2 separate regions of the Homo sapiens genome follow, and region 1 is linked to region 2. A link is a contact called in ENCODE Hi-C data. All regions are on one chromosome and are shown on one strand. The core of a region is the stretch at or near the end of the contact, and the rest is flanking DNA. Distances in the headings are between cores, read along the strand shown.

Evidence for each region. A loop is a pair of places that touch in the nucleus more often than their neighbours do. Pooled maps may share reads with other maps.
Region 1: a pooled map shows a loop between it and region 2 (6-fold over the local background). The contact joins the promoter of XRCC3 here to the promoter of INF2 in region 2. A Hi-C loop is called at or near these places in 6 of 50 pooled maps.

Annotation. Positions count from the first base shown.
Region 1 is chr14:103,713,840-103,720,576 of GRCh38, reverse strand. XRCC3 (X-ray repair cross complementing 3) reads left to right here and starts at 5,126. Exons shown (of 10, transcript NM_005432.4): 1 at 5,126-5,153. It overlaps ZFYVE21 (zinc finger FYVE-type containing 21), which reads right to left and starts at 4,767. Exons shown (of 7, transcript NM_024071.4): 1 at 4,598-4,767. The coding sequence starts at 4,735. RefSeq lists enhancers at 1,893-2,403, 5,640-6,325 and silencers at 3,954-4,033, 4,094-4,163, 4,264-4,343, 4,534-5,103, 5,184-5,443.
Region 2 is chr14:104,685,419-104,692,804 of GRCh38, reverse strand. It overlaps INF2 (inverted formin 2), which reads right to left and starts at 3,187. Exons shown (of 23, transcript NM_022489.4): 1 at 3,066-3,187. RefSeq lists silencers at 2,674-2,723, 2,814-3,053, 3,074-3,163, 3,264-3,523 and enhancers at 3,216-4,205, 4,206-5,193.

The sequences.
Region 1 (6,737 bases), core at 3,877-6,376, 970 kb after region 2:
AAAAAGTTATAAAAAGAACCAAGTCTCAGGACACAGGCTGGACATGGACATAGGCCTGCCCTCCCTTTGAGGCTGGGGTGACAAAAAACATCAGGCCCCACCACGCACTCTGAGCTCCCACACTACAGTGAGAAGCGTCACCCACTGGCTGGTGGGGCTCCCACAGTCAACTAATTCTCAGCCCCCCAAGAACTCGCCAATCAAAAAACAATTTAAATGCATGTATCAATGCACCTTTATTGAAAGATAATCACGTTTAACTGGTAGAGCGTAACTCCTACAAACAGAAAAGGAACCCACGTCAAAGATTTACCTCATTAGTTAATGAGAGAACCAATAAGACTAAAAACCCAGTTCAAAGGAGAATCCAAAGAGCAGACATGGATACAGGCCGTGAGGAAGGAAGATATGAGTTGTAAACTGGCTCCTCTCACAGGGACCCCGCGGTGGGGTGTGTGAGAGAGGACATCAACTTCACCTCTGAGAGACAAAATCTACTTGCATCTCAGGGACTAGAAACACGTGCGTTACTATCAGTTTTCTACAATTTGAAGCTGTCAGACAGTTTGAAGACGGTGACAGGTGCAGACACTATGATCACAGCCTGGGAGGGTTATGCTACAGGCGGCCTGGCCTCCCACAGGACGCCCAGGAATCCTTTTTTGTGGCTTCAAAGTCTCAGTTTTACCTAACATCAGTAACAGCTCTCCAGCCTGGGTGACACAGCAACACCTTGTCTCAAAAAAGAAAAAGCTCTTAGCCAGCCACAGGGACCCTTGAGGAGCTCGCTGGTGTCCCTGGCAGTATCTCATGAGGCTGCTGGTTCCCAGAACACCTGTGGAGGCTCTGGCAGCCCCTGGCACCTCACAGGGGTGAGCTTTACCCAAGCGCTGAGATCCTGGAAACAATTATGAAACCCCCCACCCTGCAGTGTGCTGGGAAAGCCTTCCACCGAGAACCACCCTCCCCATACGAGCCAGAGGAGATCACAGATGCCCCCCTTGCTTACCTGCAGCAAGGCCCTCCAAATTCCCATTCTCTGCCTCAGAAAACACTGGCCATTTCTCCTCATGATCAACTGGAACACAATTCCCTTACCTGGACTTTTTTTTTTTTTTTTTTGAGACAGAGTCTTGCTCTGTCACCCAGGCTGAAGTGCAGTGGCACAATCTTGGCTCATTGCAACCTCCTCTTCCCGGTTCAAGTGATTCTCCTGCCTCAGCCTCCTGAGCTGGGATACAGGCACACACCACCACGCCCGACTAATTTTTGAATTTTTATTATTTATTTATTTATTTTGAGACGGAGTCTCGCTTGGTCGCCCAGGCTGGAGTGCAGCTGCACGATCTCAGCTCACTGCAACCTCCACTTCCTGGGTTCAAGTGATTCTCCTGTCTCAGCCTCCCAAGTAGCTGGAATTACAGGCACTCATCACCACGCCCAGCTAATTTTTGTATTCTGGCCTCAGCTCTCTGATCTGCTGGAGGTCCTGACCCTCCACTGGCCCATCCCACCTCCCCAGCTTGATTCTTTCTAGCCTTGGCCACTCCTCCCTGCAAAAGAAAAGCCCTGTCCGGCCTGGCCTGTGAGACCCTCGCAGAACTCAGGGTCCCCTGTTCTCCCCGCTGCACAGCTCCAGACGCCTCTAGCAACAGTCCTCACTTCAGATCTCTCCTCATCCGAGTCCAGGCTCGTGATCAGACGCGCACGTGCTCTCTCCTTCCTGGCTCTGAATCTAGAGTATCCATCAAAGTGTCAACCCGCCAGCATGGAGCTGCGGTCATTCTTCTGCCAGCACCACGGATGGGAGGTGGGAGGGGTGCACAGCGGCAAGGATTTTAAGGATAAAACTCAGGATCTCAGCTGCTTGTGACAAGCCCAGATGGCTGCACGCCCGGACCGCCCACCCCCAAGCCCACTGCCTTGCGTCAGTGTCGGATATTTGATGGCAGAGTCAGACAAGCCCCAGAGATCATCTGAAGCTTCCTTCACACCCCCAAAGCACCTCTATCCAAAGTGGTGTCGCACGAAGCTTTACACGCCGCCTCTGCCTCCCCTGCCCCACAGGTTCCTGAGGAGGCACAGACTGGAGAAACGATTCTCAACTGGTTCTGCGTCAGAGCCTTGAGAATCTGAGAGCTGCAGGCCACCTCTCGGAGAAAGGTGCATGTGTGCACATGCTCCCCAGGGGGTTTTGCAGCATTTTAAAGGGATAACCCTCATGGGCCCAAACTGATAAACCAGCCCGGTCAGGCAGCTGGTATTCGGGAGACGGGCACTGGGCTGGATTCAGACTCCCCTGGCTAAGAACAGAGCTGGAATGAAAATGGACCAACACGTTTACAGATATGACGATGATGCCGATCGGCACACGGCCACCAAGCCAAGGACAATGTTACCCACCTGCCAAGTTCTACCAAATTCTCCTCTCCCCATTCCAAACCACCTCAAATAAACCTATTTCCCACAACTGGTTATCTGCACATTTGAGTCACCTCCCGACAATCACCTTAGCGGCCCCAAGCACGCAGCCAGCACAGTGTAGCTCAGTGTCCCCTTCAGCATCACCACATGCCAGGCGACTGTTACCGTACATGTCCCCTCGAGCTATTGCACCTAAAGCTGGACTTTATTCCAAATCTTCCAGCCCTTACTGCCCCGTTCTAAGTTCCTCCAGAACACTGTCTTTGGTCGTTTCTGGCCTGTAAGACCATGCTCCAATACAATTCACAACGCAAAACTCAGAGACAAAGTCCATCTTATTAGAATGGTTTCTCTGTCCCCCAAGCCCACCCAATGCTAGGACCTCCCTCAGCTGCTCAGATCCCAGTTAATCATCCAAACATGGTGGGGGGCTCTGGAGGGGTATCCTGCCACCACGCCAGCGTGGGAATGAATCTTCTCTTCCACGAGGGGTGCCACCTTGACTCAAGTGTTTCAACTCCACTCAGTCGGAAGTCACCGCGGGACTGCCACACAGTGCCTCAGCAGAGGCCACAAAGAAAGGCAGGGAAAAATGCTAAACAATTCAGCTGATACCAGAAGGGCTCTGGAAGAGAGAATGAAGGAGGGGAACACAGTGGTTCACTATAAAACAGAACCGTAAGATCAGTGCATGTGTACAGCAGGGAGAAAGAAATTGTGCTTTGGTGGAAACCTCTGCCTCATCTTGGCCACACTTTCTCACGTGCTCCTTACGGTTCATACAGACGTAGAGTATTTCTGTGCTATTAAGAGTTCGTTACACCATAAATACAATTTTCACGTGTCAACTTAAAAGTAAATTTTAAAAAAGATGAAGGAGGATGATTGGCGGAAAGTGTCTAAAAAGACTCCTCATGGTGGCGATACTGGGGAGAGGTGGGCAGCACTGGTCTCAACTCTCCAGGACACGCTCAGTGACCGGTGATGGCTCCGTACACTGTAGATGCCAGAGACACTTCCCCAGAGTCACTCGAATTCCGTCCTGTCCCCGAGGCTCTGTGGCCGCTCACCCCCCACCAGGCCTCCAACCAAGCTTCAATGAACCCAGTCAATTAGTGCTACTTTGACTTCTTGAACCTAGTTCCAACGTCTGCTTAGTTCTATCACTGAGGGAATTAAACGAATCTGTAACACGTGTTAAGTATGAAAGTCATATTACAAAAATTCTTTTTCTCCCCCAATTTTTTTTTTATCGTGGTAAAATCCACAGAACAGAAACTGGACACACCTGTTAGCGCACAGCCAGTGGGATTAAATGCACTCGGGGCCTTCCCAGTTGGCCAAGGGGCTGGTGTGAGGCAAAGGCACCTCCGATCAGGTCACAGGGAACCCCACGGGAGGCCCAGCGGATGGCCTGGCTCAGGGACCCCACGCCCACGCCCCAATGTCTGCAGGAGTGGCCTGGGCAACTCCTGCCGTGTCTGGGCCCATGGGAAACGGGTGCAAATCTGCGGTCTCCTTCAAACTGTCCAGTGGGCGACTGCGACCTCGCTTCCGAGGTGGAGGGTGGTATAGACGAAGGGAAACGGGGGGCAGCCTGGCCCGCAGACTGGGTCCTGGCCCTCCTTCCGAGCAGGAGGTGGCTTCGGAACCGGCCACCCGCCCGCGGCACCGACGCCTCCCCCGGTTCCCGGGAGGGACCCCTGCGGGGCCGCCAGCTCCAGCGCTTCCGCGGACAGCACGCGCCCTCCCCACCGAGCCTGCGAGGAAGGCGCTCCGCCTTCCACTTTCTCGGGAGCGAGCCCCAGCTCTCGGGACGCAGTCCACACGCGCTAGCCCAGCACGAACCGGCCTCGGGCAGGGCCGCACCCACCCCCGGGACCAGCCCGCGCCCCGCACCCCGCCTCCCGGCGCCCGCCCTGGACAGGTGCCTCCTGCCCTCCCGGGACCCCCGCACCGGGACACCGCGCGCCTCCCGCCCTCCCCGCGGGCGTAGGAGCCTGAGGCGGCGGCCCGGGGACGCGGCCAACCTGGGAGAGAGCGGGGGCGGGGGCCGGCTGGGGAAGGGGCCGCCCGGAGGCGGAGGGGTCGTCGCGGGAGCCTGGAAGCCCGCGGGGCCGGGCCGGGGCGGCGGGGCGGGTCGGAGGCGCTGGCCGGGGCGACGGCCACCCACCTCCTTGTCCGGGACCCACTGCGGCTCCTCCAGGCCGAACGGGCTTCCGAAGGCGCGGTGTTCGGGCACCATGCGCAGGCCGCTCGGGGAGCGCACCAGCTTCTTGGCGTCGCGGCGCGCGGACACCTCGGAGGACATGACGCCGCCTCAGCCTCTCGGCCAGCGGCCCCGCACCCGGCCCCTCGCCCAGCCCGGGGCACCGCCCGCCCCGCCCCGGTCCGCGCGCGGCTGACAGCGCCGGCGTCCAATCGCCAAGCCCGCCACGGAGCGCGGACTAATCGGAGCTTGAACTCCGCCCCATCGCTGCCCTCTCCAATCCGTGTAAGGGCACCGCCCCTGCAACCCTGAGGTCGATCACCAATCGGCGGCGAGGGCTGGCCCGGGTACGCTCCGCCCCTCTCAGGGAGATTGAGACTTTGGATTGGTTAGTTAGTCAGTCACGTTAGCGCCGCTTCGTCTCTGATTGGTGTAGCCCACTCAGGGTGCTAGGCGCCTATTGGAGGAGAAGGCCGAGAGGAGCAGGACGGCGGGAAGAGGAGTGCGGAACCCGCGGGAGGTGAGGCCCGCCGAGCCGGGCTGCGAGCCGGGCTGCGAGCCGGGCGGCAGCGGGGTCGGAGGTCGTGGGCGGCAGCGGGCGTGAGGGGTGAGGCAGGGTCAAGGGGCGGGGGCGGCCGCGGGTCTCCATTGCCCGAGCCTGTGGGAGCAGGCGGGCCTGGGGCTGCAGCACTCACCCCGGGAGCCCCGCCGCAGCTCGGGTAGCGTTCAGGCACCTCGCCGGGGCCGGGCCGCGTGCGTTCGGAGCGGGGAAGGCGGTCTCCGGGGCCCCCGGTGCGCGCGGGGAGGCGTCCGCTCAGGGGAGGCCGAGGTGGGCCCGCGGCTGCGCCCCCGGCCTTCGATGCCTTCGCTCGTCCGCCTGGGACCGCGCTGGCTTCGCATCGAAGTGGGAGAGGTCTGAACAGTTATTTTAATACTTTGATTTGGAAAGAAAATCCTTTAGGCCGGGCGCGGTGGCTCACGCCTGTAATCCGAGCACTTTGGGAGGCCGAGGCGGGCGGATCACGAGGTCAGGAGTTCAAGACCAGCCTGGCCAACATGGTGAAACCCCGTCTCTACTAAAAATACAAAAATTAGCTGGGTGTGGTGGCACGTGCCTGTAATCCCAGCTGCTTGGGAGGCTGAGGCAGGAGAATTGTTTGAACCAGGACCCGGGAGGCGGAGGTTGCAGTGAGCCGAGATCACATTACTGCACTCCAGCCTGGGCTACAGAAAAAGACTCCATCTCAGAAAGCACACAAAAAAAAGAAGAAAATGTTTGTTCATCCTGCCTTTAATTCCTTATTACAAGGCGTGAATTTTTATTGTTTTTTTTGAGACAGTCTGGCTCTGTCATCCGGGGTGGAGTGCAGTGGCGTCTTCACAGCTAGGCACAACCTCGACCTCCCAGGCTCTCAAGTAGCTGGGACCGCAAGCGCCACTACACTGGCCAGCTATTTTTCTTTTTTTTTTTTTTTTTCGGTAGAGAGTAGGTCTTGCTGTGTTGCCCAGGCTGGTCTTGAACTCCTGGGCTCAGGCGACCTTGGCCGCCTTGGCCTCCCACGGTGCTGGGATGACAGGCATCAGCAGTGTTGAAGCCTGTGAGGTGGGGTCCCTGTGGCTGACTCTGCCCTCTCCTGGGGCCATTGGCAGTGCAGGGGTCCTTGTGTGTGGAGGAAATAAGGAGATGATCAAAGTATGATTCCACGAATCACACGGTTTATTGTCAAAGAAGATTTGTTCTCGGGTTCACAGTGCTCAGAGGGGAGGAGAGGGGAGGAGGTGAAGACACCTGGCAGGGAAGCAGGGCCTCCATGGATGGGGTGCATTCACGGCAGGGAGGTGAGTGGCAGAACGGCCAGGGTCCGGTTGCTCTGCTGGGATGGAGCGGGCCCCTGGAGAGTGAGATCTGGTGAGAGTTCGAGGTTTGCCTTGGTAGCAGTGGAGAGCGTGAGAGCGGGAGCTCTCTGAGAAGCTGGGACCGAGGTCCAGCTCCCAGGCCAGCAGCGTATAGCTTGCCTCAAAGCATCTGCACAACCTTCAAGCTGATGTCTGTTTTTGCAGTCCAGCAGTCAGGGTCAGTAACTCACATAAGGGAGTGTCTGAC
Region 2 (7,386 bases), core at 1,938-4,437:
CCATTGGCGTGGCAAGGTCCTCAGGGCCTTCACGCTAGTCATCCCATCTGGGCTGTGACCACACTGGTCATTCCACCCAGGCTGTGACCCAGGCCGACTGGCTGGGAGGGCTCCGGGGTCCAGGCTGGCCCTTGGGCAGTTGTCTGTCTGCATGGGCTGCTCTGGAGTGACACAGGTGGTTGCCTGGAGGGCGGGCCTATTCCTGCCCCACCAACCCCCGAGTTTGGAGGCCCGGTAATGGCTACTTGACCAGGACAGGCCTGTCCTATTCCCAGAGTGGCAGTGCCAGCACCCTGAGCCTACCCCAGTGGTAGCAACAAGGGCTGGGGGGCCTCGGCCTCCAGCTACTCTGTGGGGCCAGCCCATTTGCACCCTGACCCCCAGTAAGTGCCCTGCACCTGCCTGGCACCGTGCTGAGCGGGGCTGGGCTCCAGGCTCTGGGCACAAGGGCAGATGCACACAGTAGGGGCTTTATCAGCACCTCCTGGCAGAATGGATGGCACTGAGTGTAAAATGGCACCGACTGTCCCGCGCCTCACCTGTGAAATGAACGCTCCTGCAGGACCCACGTCGCACTGGGAGGGATGAGGGTGGGAGACCGTGCGGAGGGACCCCGCAGGCTGGCTCATTCCTTTCCTCCTCACCCACTCACCCAGCACACAGACCCTGCCCAGGCTGGCGTGAATGGTGAGTGGACAGACCCGGCCTGAGGCTGGCCCTCGGGGACTGACATGAGCCCTCAGAGGGGCGACCCTAAGCAACCCCTGTGGTTCCTTATTTAATTACAGCTTAGAAAGGGCTGTGAGAGAGGACGGCCCCTCAGGAGAGGACAGGCACCACCGGTCTGCCCTGCTCTCCTGGCCTGGTGGTTGCCAGGGTATACCGGCACTGGGCTGGGGGGCAGCTGTGTGAGCAGACCTCACCCCAGCTCAGGACCCAGGCTGTCTGGGTGCTCAGAGGCAGACCAGGCAGGACTCTCCCTCCTAGGGTGAGGCTGGCAGGAGTGGAAGCCTCTCTAACAGGGGGCCAGGTGGTTGGACCCTGCTCACCCCTCCAGCGACGGGGAGCCCGTGCCCCTGCCCTCTCTCCTTCCCACCGTTGGTAGAACTTAGTCTTTGACTTTAGGTGTCCACTAGGCCTGGGTCTGCTGTGGCCCCTGGGGACCACCCTCCAGAGACTGGCTCCTATGTGGCCTCCACCTCCCGGCCTTCCCGTCCACCATCCTGAAAACAGAGGTGGGTGTGCCTTCTCCAATGTAATGTGTCCACTGGGCCATGAACCACACACCTATCAGACACCTGCTGTTTGCAAGATGGAGGTAGGGGAGGGGCTGGCAGCAGGGAGTCAGGTCTCATTCCTGACTACAGGGAAATTTGACCTCCAGGCACCAGCAAAAAGCCAGGGGCTTGAGCTTACTTCACTGTCCCCGTCCAGAGCTGGGCCAGCTGCGTCCTGCCCCACACCCACAGGCAGCACCGCATCACTTTCCAGTCACCACCCACCCCTCCCGCAGCCTGCATGAACCGCATAACTTTTCCAACCCAGGAAGTAACTGCACTTTGATGGAAGGCGCAGAGTCTATTTCAGGTAGGAGCTTCCACGTCCCCACATGTGCGGTGTGTGTCATTCGCTTGACAGCCGTCAGCTCCTCCACAAAGTGGGCGCTCACCTGAAGGTTAACTCAGGAGCCCTGGCTGTGGAGGCTACAGTCGCACCTGGCCACTTGGTCCGTCCCCACTAGCGACATCCCCTTTGCCGGGCTGCAGGGCCCATGACAGTCCAGGGATGGGAGGGCAGGGCCTGGGCAGGGCCCACTGCACCAACCTGGCTTTTAGAACAGAAAATTGCTGCTGCCCTGGTAGGGGTGGGAGCAGTGTGAGGTCTCAGACCCCAGGCCTGGAACCCAATGCTACTATTTGCTGCACTGGGGGCTGAGCACCGACACCCCAAAAGCCCCTGGCTGGGTGGCACCCTCGGGGTCTGAGGCACTGCTCTGGGACCCCACCTTCCCAGTGCAGGGCGGCAGGGAGCAGGTCCCAGCCTGAGCTGCTGTCCCACCCTTCAGAGTGCAGATGTGGAAACTGAGGCCGGAAGAGGGCGAGTATCCTGCTCCATTCCAGTGCCAGACGGAGGGGCAGGGCTGGCAGTAAGGGAATTTCCTACGTCCAGCGCCTTCTGGGTGTGCCTGACCTCTGGCCCGGTTCCTGGGTTCCTGGTTCCCTGCCTGGGCAGGGTCTCTGCCTCTCTGCCTCCTGGTGTGTCCAGCTGGAGTGGGCAGTAATGCTGTGGTCACAGCTGAGCTGCGGGAGCCCTGGGTGGGGAGCTTGAGCCCCAGAAGGCCCAGACAGACAGACCACCCCCCACGCCTGTGCTCCCCAGGGGGCATTGGGGACGGTCAGGGACACAGCTGGTCACCCCGCCTTCCCCTCCTTAGTCATGGTCACTCCTGGGGCGACTCCCCAGTTAGAGGGTTGACGGGTGGGTCTGGGGGCGTACAGGGATTGGATCCTACCCCACCCAAAAGGAACAGAGAGCTGTGATGGAGGCTGATTCCCCTAAGCCTGCCAGCGGTTGCGGGGTGGGAAGGGCTCCCTGTGCGCCCACCTGCGCGTGGGCAGCTGGAAGCCAAGCAGTCAGGGTGGGGCCGCAGGCCGGCGCGCACCTCGGGGTGCCACCCGGGCGGCGGACCCGAAGTTGAAGTTTATTTTCCCAACTGTGGCTGATTCATGGTCAGGATGTGGCAGCCGCGAGGCGCGGAAATCCCGCCTGCCCTGGGAGTAGGCCCGGCCGACCCTGGGCCCACCACTCTGCGGCCAGTGCGCGCTCGGGCGGTGCCTCGGCGCGGAGGACCATAGTCCCGAGCGGGGCGCGCGGAGCCGGGGGGGCCAGGGGCGCCCTGGGGTCCCCGCCCGGGAACTGTACCCTGCGCCGCCGGACCGCCCGCCGCCACCTGGGCACACACGCCGCAGCCCGGAACCTCGCTCCTGGACCCAAGCACGCCCCTGCCTCCTCCCGGACTCAGTTTCCCCTGAAGCTCCAAGCGGACCCCGAGGCCAAGGACTTACCCGGTGAGGCAACGGCCAGAGGGCGGTGGTGCGGCCGGCGCTCCGTCCGGGGCCGGGTCAGGGGCTGCGGGCAGCCGGCGCCCACTGCCGCGCTCCGCAAGGCTCGGACGGTGGCTCCTGGCGGGCGCGGGGCGGGCGGGGCGGGCGGGAGGAAGAGGAGGTGCCGCCCCGCCCGTCAGCGGCCACGTGGGGAGCGAGCGCGGGCCGGGGGCGGGGCCTGGGGGGGGAGGTGGGTGGCTGGGGGTGGCCCCGCCCACTGTGGCCGGTCCCTGAGGGCGCTTTAAGGGGTCTCCCCACTCCCGTGAATAACCTGGCCGCCCCCTCGCGGTCCCTGCTGGCCTGGCTCCTGGTGGGCGGAGATGGGGGTGGGACGCGCAGATCGGGGCCGTCTCCCGCCTCAGCCCCCACTGTCCGCCCCGTCCCTGCCCTCCACCGCCTCCCGTCCACCTACACCCCTATCCTCCGGTGGGACTGGCCTCCCAGGCGCCGCTCACCTCTCTCTGCCCCGGCCCGGGACTCCCGTTCCAGCCAGCCGGATCCGGAGTCCCCGCGTTCGGGGATCCCTCAGCAGAGATGGCTCTTCCCAGGCTTTGGGGAGAGAGAGCCTACCCATCAACCAGGCCACCCATGTGGCCTCCTCTCCGCAGCCCTGCCTGACCCCCTTCCACCCTTGATGGGGTCTCGGCGGTCTTGGGCAGCCGCACTTCGCCGGTTGGTGGAGACAGCTGCATGAGGGCCGCGGAGGTGTCGCAATGGGGTGGGTTTTCTCTGCCACCCCTCTGCTGTCCGGCCTCATCTGTCTCCTAGATTGAGGGGGGCACCCATCCCCCCACCGCCGACATTGACCAGCATGGGGCGTGCCCATAGTCGGCTCTGAAAGCCAGCCTGGTTGGATGAGAGCCAGACCCCAGCTCTGGAAGTCCCTTCTGACGTCTGACCCTCAGTCAGAGCTGCAGGAAGCAGCGCACCAGGCCTGGGGTTTGGGGGCCACTGGCAGCTAGAGGGAGGGCAGAGGAAGGCAGGCCTGGGGGAGCCCCCGTGTGACATGTGACAGAGCAGACACAACCCCTGCCCTGAGAACCGGCGCCAGCACTCCCTGTGCGGCCTCAGGCTCGGATATGACTCTGTGGAGCCTCAGTTTCCCCATCTGTAAAATAGAATAAGTACCCGTAAGGGCTGTATGAGGGTCAAGAACATGCGGATAAAGTGTCTCCACTCGGAGTCCTGACATCTCTCTCCGGAGGGCCTGCTGTGTGGGCCGTGGCGGCCAGGGCTCAGGGTGAGGGCGAGGGGAGAGAAAAGGGCTCCTGAATGGCTTCCCAGCCCCGATGCAGCTTCTGCTTTGAGGCCAGCTGCGTGTCCTTTGGCTTTGGTGTGCCTCCGCTCCGGTGGGGATAAGCGCCGAATTGCAGGCTGCGTCTGTCTGCTCCCTGTGCGGACCTTGCCCTGCCCAGCAGCCCCAGCCCCGGAAGTTTGCTGGCTCAGCCCCAGTGCAGGAGCAGCTGCAGGCCACAGCCCCGGGTGTGCCTGAGGAGCCAGCCAAGGCAGGCGCTCACTGGACACCCTCCAACCTGGGCGGCCGCTGCTCCTAGACAGGCACTCTGCAATTCTTGGAATGCACCTGGAAGGCCGGCCTCCGGCCCTCCACACCGGGCTCCAGGGCCCCTTCCAGAGCAGAAGGCCTTCCTGCCCTCCCTCAAGCTGGGCTTTGGGTCTCCTGGTGCACTCCTGGACCCGAACATTGGTGCCTGCCCTGGTACCACCCCACCCTGGAGGGCACGGGCGGGGCTGACTCATCTGCGTTGGGAGCTGATGCCTGGCAGCGGTGCTGGGCAGTGGGTGTGTTTGTTGATCCAGTGAATGGAGGAATGTGAGGAGGTTGGTGGGGAGTGAGCTTTGACCTGCAGCCCCCTCCCCTGTCCACCTGCCTGGGGGAAAGTCAGAGTCCTGAGCCTTACTCAGAGGCTGGAGTAGGAGGTCAGGTGTGGGCGAGGGGTCCACCTTTCCTGCCCTGATGGGGGAGGGAGGCCCAGCGCCCCCAGGGCCGCTCCTGCCTGGGGCTGTCTCCCTTGCACCCAGTCGTGCTTCCGAGCTGCACACCTGGTCCAGAGAGGCCAGCACAGGCCGGAGCAGGGTGAAGAAGGTGGGGTGAATGTGATTTAGTTGGAGAGAGGTTGGAGAAGTCCCTGGGGTCGGCAGGGAGTGCAGAGGAGGGCTTTGGGCCCTGATTAAGAGTGTGTGTCTGTGTGTGTGTGTGTGTATGTGTGTGTGTGTGTGTGGAGTGGAGGCCGAGGTCAGAGGTCTGGGAGGGTGGAAATGTGGACACTGAAAGGGGGTTTTCCGTCAGGCTTGAACCCACCATGCCCGGGGCAGCAGGGTTCAACCCGGCTTGAGCACTGATTTTCTGAGACATACAGAGGCCCCCTCCTCTTCTCCTTCAGTGGCTCACCCTCAACCCTCTGTACCTCCAGCGCTCCCAGACTCCATCCTGGCCCTATTCTGAGCTTGCTTCCTGGCCCTGGGGTTGAAGAGAGGACCGATTTGGCCTCAGAAACACACCACCTGCAGCCACTGCCTGCGGCTTCCGGAGCTGCTTCCTGGAAGCCATGGCCTGCCTGGAGCCTCCCCTCCTGGGTGTCGGTCCTTCCTCGGAGCCGGGTACACAAGTGCCGGCCCCCAGCTGCAGGTACCCAGATGCCTGAGAACAGGGTCGTGCAGGTACAGGCTGGTACTGTGACACACCCAGGCGGAGCCACATGTTCCTGGCCACTGGCACAGAGTGCAAGAGTGGCCCTGCCACTGTAGGCCTGTGGAGAGCTTGCCTCTGCCTCTTGCTGGAAGATTGGGATGAGGGGAGAGCAGGCCTTGGCACCGACAGCTTGAGTTCTGCTAGAAACAGGCAGGCAGGTGTGGGCGTTCTGAGAGAAATCCTCCCAGCCTGATGTTGGCGCCGCCGTGCAGTCAGGACAGCCCTGCATGCAGCAGGCGGCCACTTGCAGGCCCAGAAGGGCTTCCTGGGGTCCACCTGAGCAGCAGCCTGGCCATGGGTTCATTTCCTTCATCAGTTCAGCACCCAGAATGCTTTTTATCTTTTTTCCCCTTTTGAGATTTTATTTTGCATCCTACTGTGGTGCCCTGAGATGATCTCTGACATTGTTACAGAATGAAGTAAGTGAAAACATGCCTGCTCACCCATGTCCACCCACCTTGCCCACCTATGTACCCATTCACCCATTCATCCATCCATTCCCACACACACCCACACTTCATCCGTCTGTTCACCCACCTACCCACCCATTCACCCACCCACCCTCATCCATCCATCTGCCTATCCATTCATCCATCCACCCACCCATCTGTCCATCCACTTATCCATACACCTACCCATCCACCTATTCACCCTTAATCCACTCATCCACCCATCCACCCACCTACCCACCCATTCATCCACCTACCCTTATCCATCCATCTGCCCATCCATTCATCTATCCACCCACCCACCTATCCACTCACACATCCATCCACCTACCCATCCACCCATCCACCTACCCACCTATCATCTACTCATCCATCCATCTGCCCATCCCTTCATCCATCTACCCATCCACCTACCCATCATCCACTCATCCACCCATCTAACCACCTACCCACCGACTGATCCACCCACCCTCATCCATCCATCTGCCCATCTATTTGTCCATCCACCCACCCACCTACCCACCCACCTATCCACCCACCTACCCATCCATCCATCCACCTACCCACCCATCATCCACTCATGCACCCATCCCCCCACTTACCCACCCATTTGCCACTCACCCACCCACCCTCATCCATTCATCTGCCCATTCATTCATCCATCCACCCACCCATCCATCCATCCACCCACCATCCACTTACCCATCGGCCTACCCACCCATCATCCACTCATCCACCCATCCACCCACCTACTCACCCATTCATCCACCCATGCACCCACCCTTATCCATCCATCTGCCCATCCATTCATCCATCCACCCACCCACCTATCCACCAACACATCCATCCACCTACTCATCCACCCATCCACCTACCCAGCCATCATCCACTCATCCACCCATCCCCCCACCTACCCACCCATTCATCCACCCATCCACCCACCCACCCACCCTTTCATCCACCCATCCACCCACTCACCCTTCCAGCTGTGGCACCTTGGGCAGCTGTTCTGCTCTATGCTTGCTGACAAGGACACGACCGCCCCCAGTCACCTCCAGCCAGGTCCTTCCTCCAACATCCCTGCCCCTCCCTTGGCTTTTTGCTCTGTAGCTGGCAGCTTTGC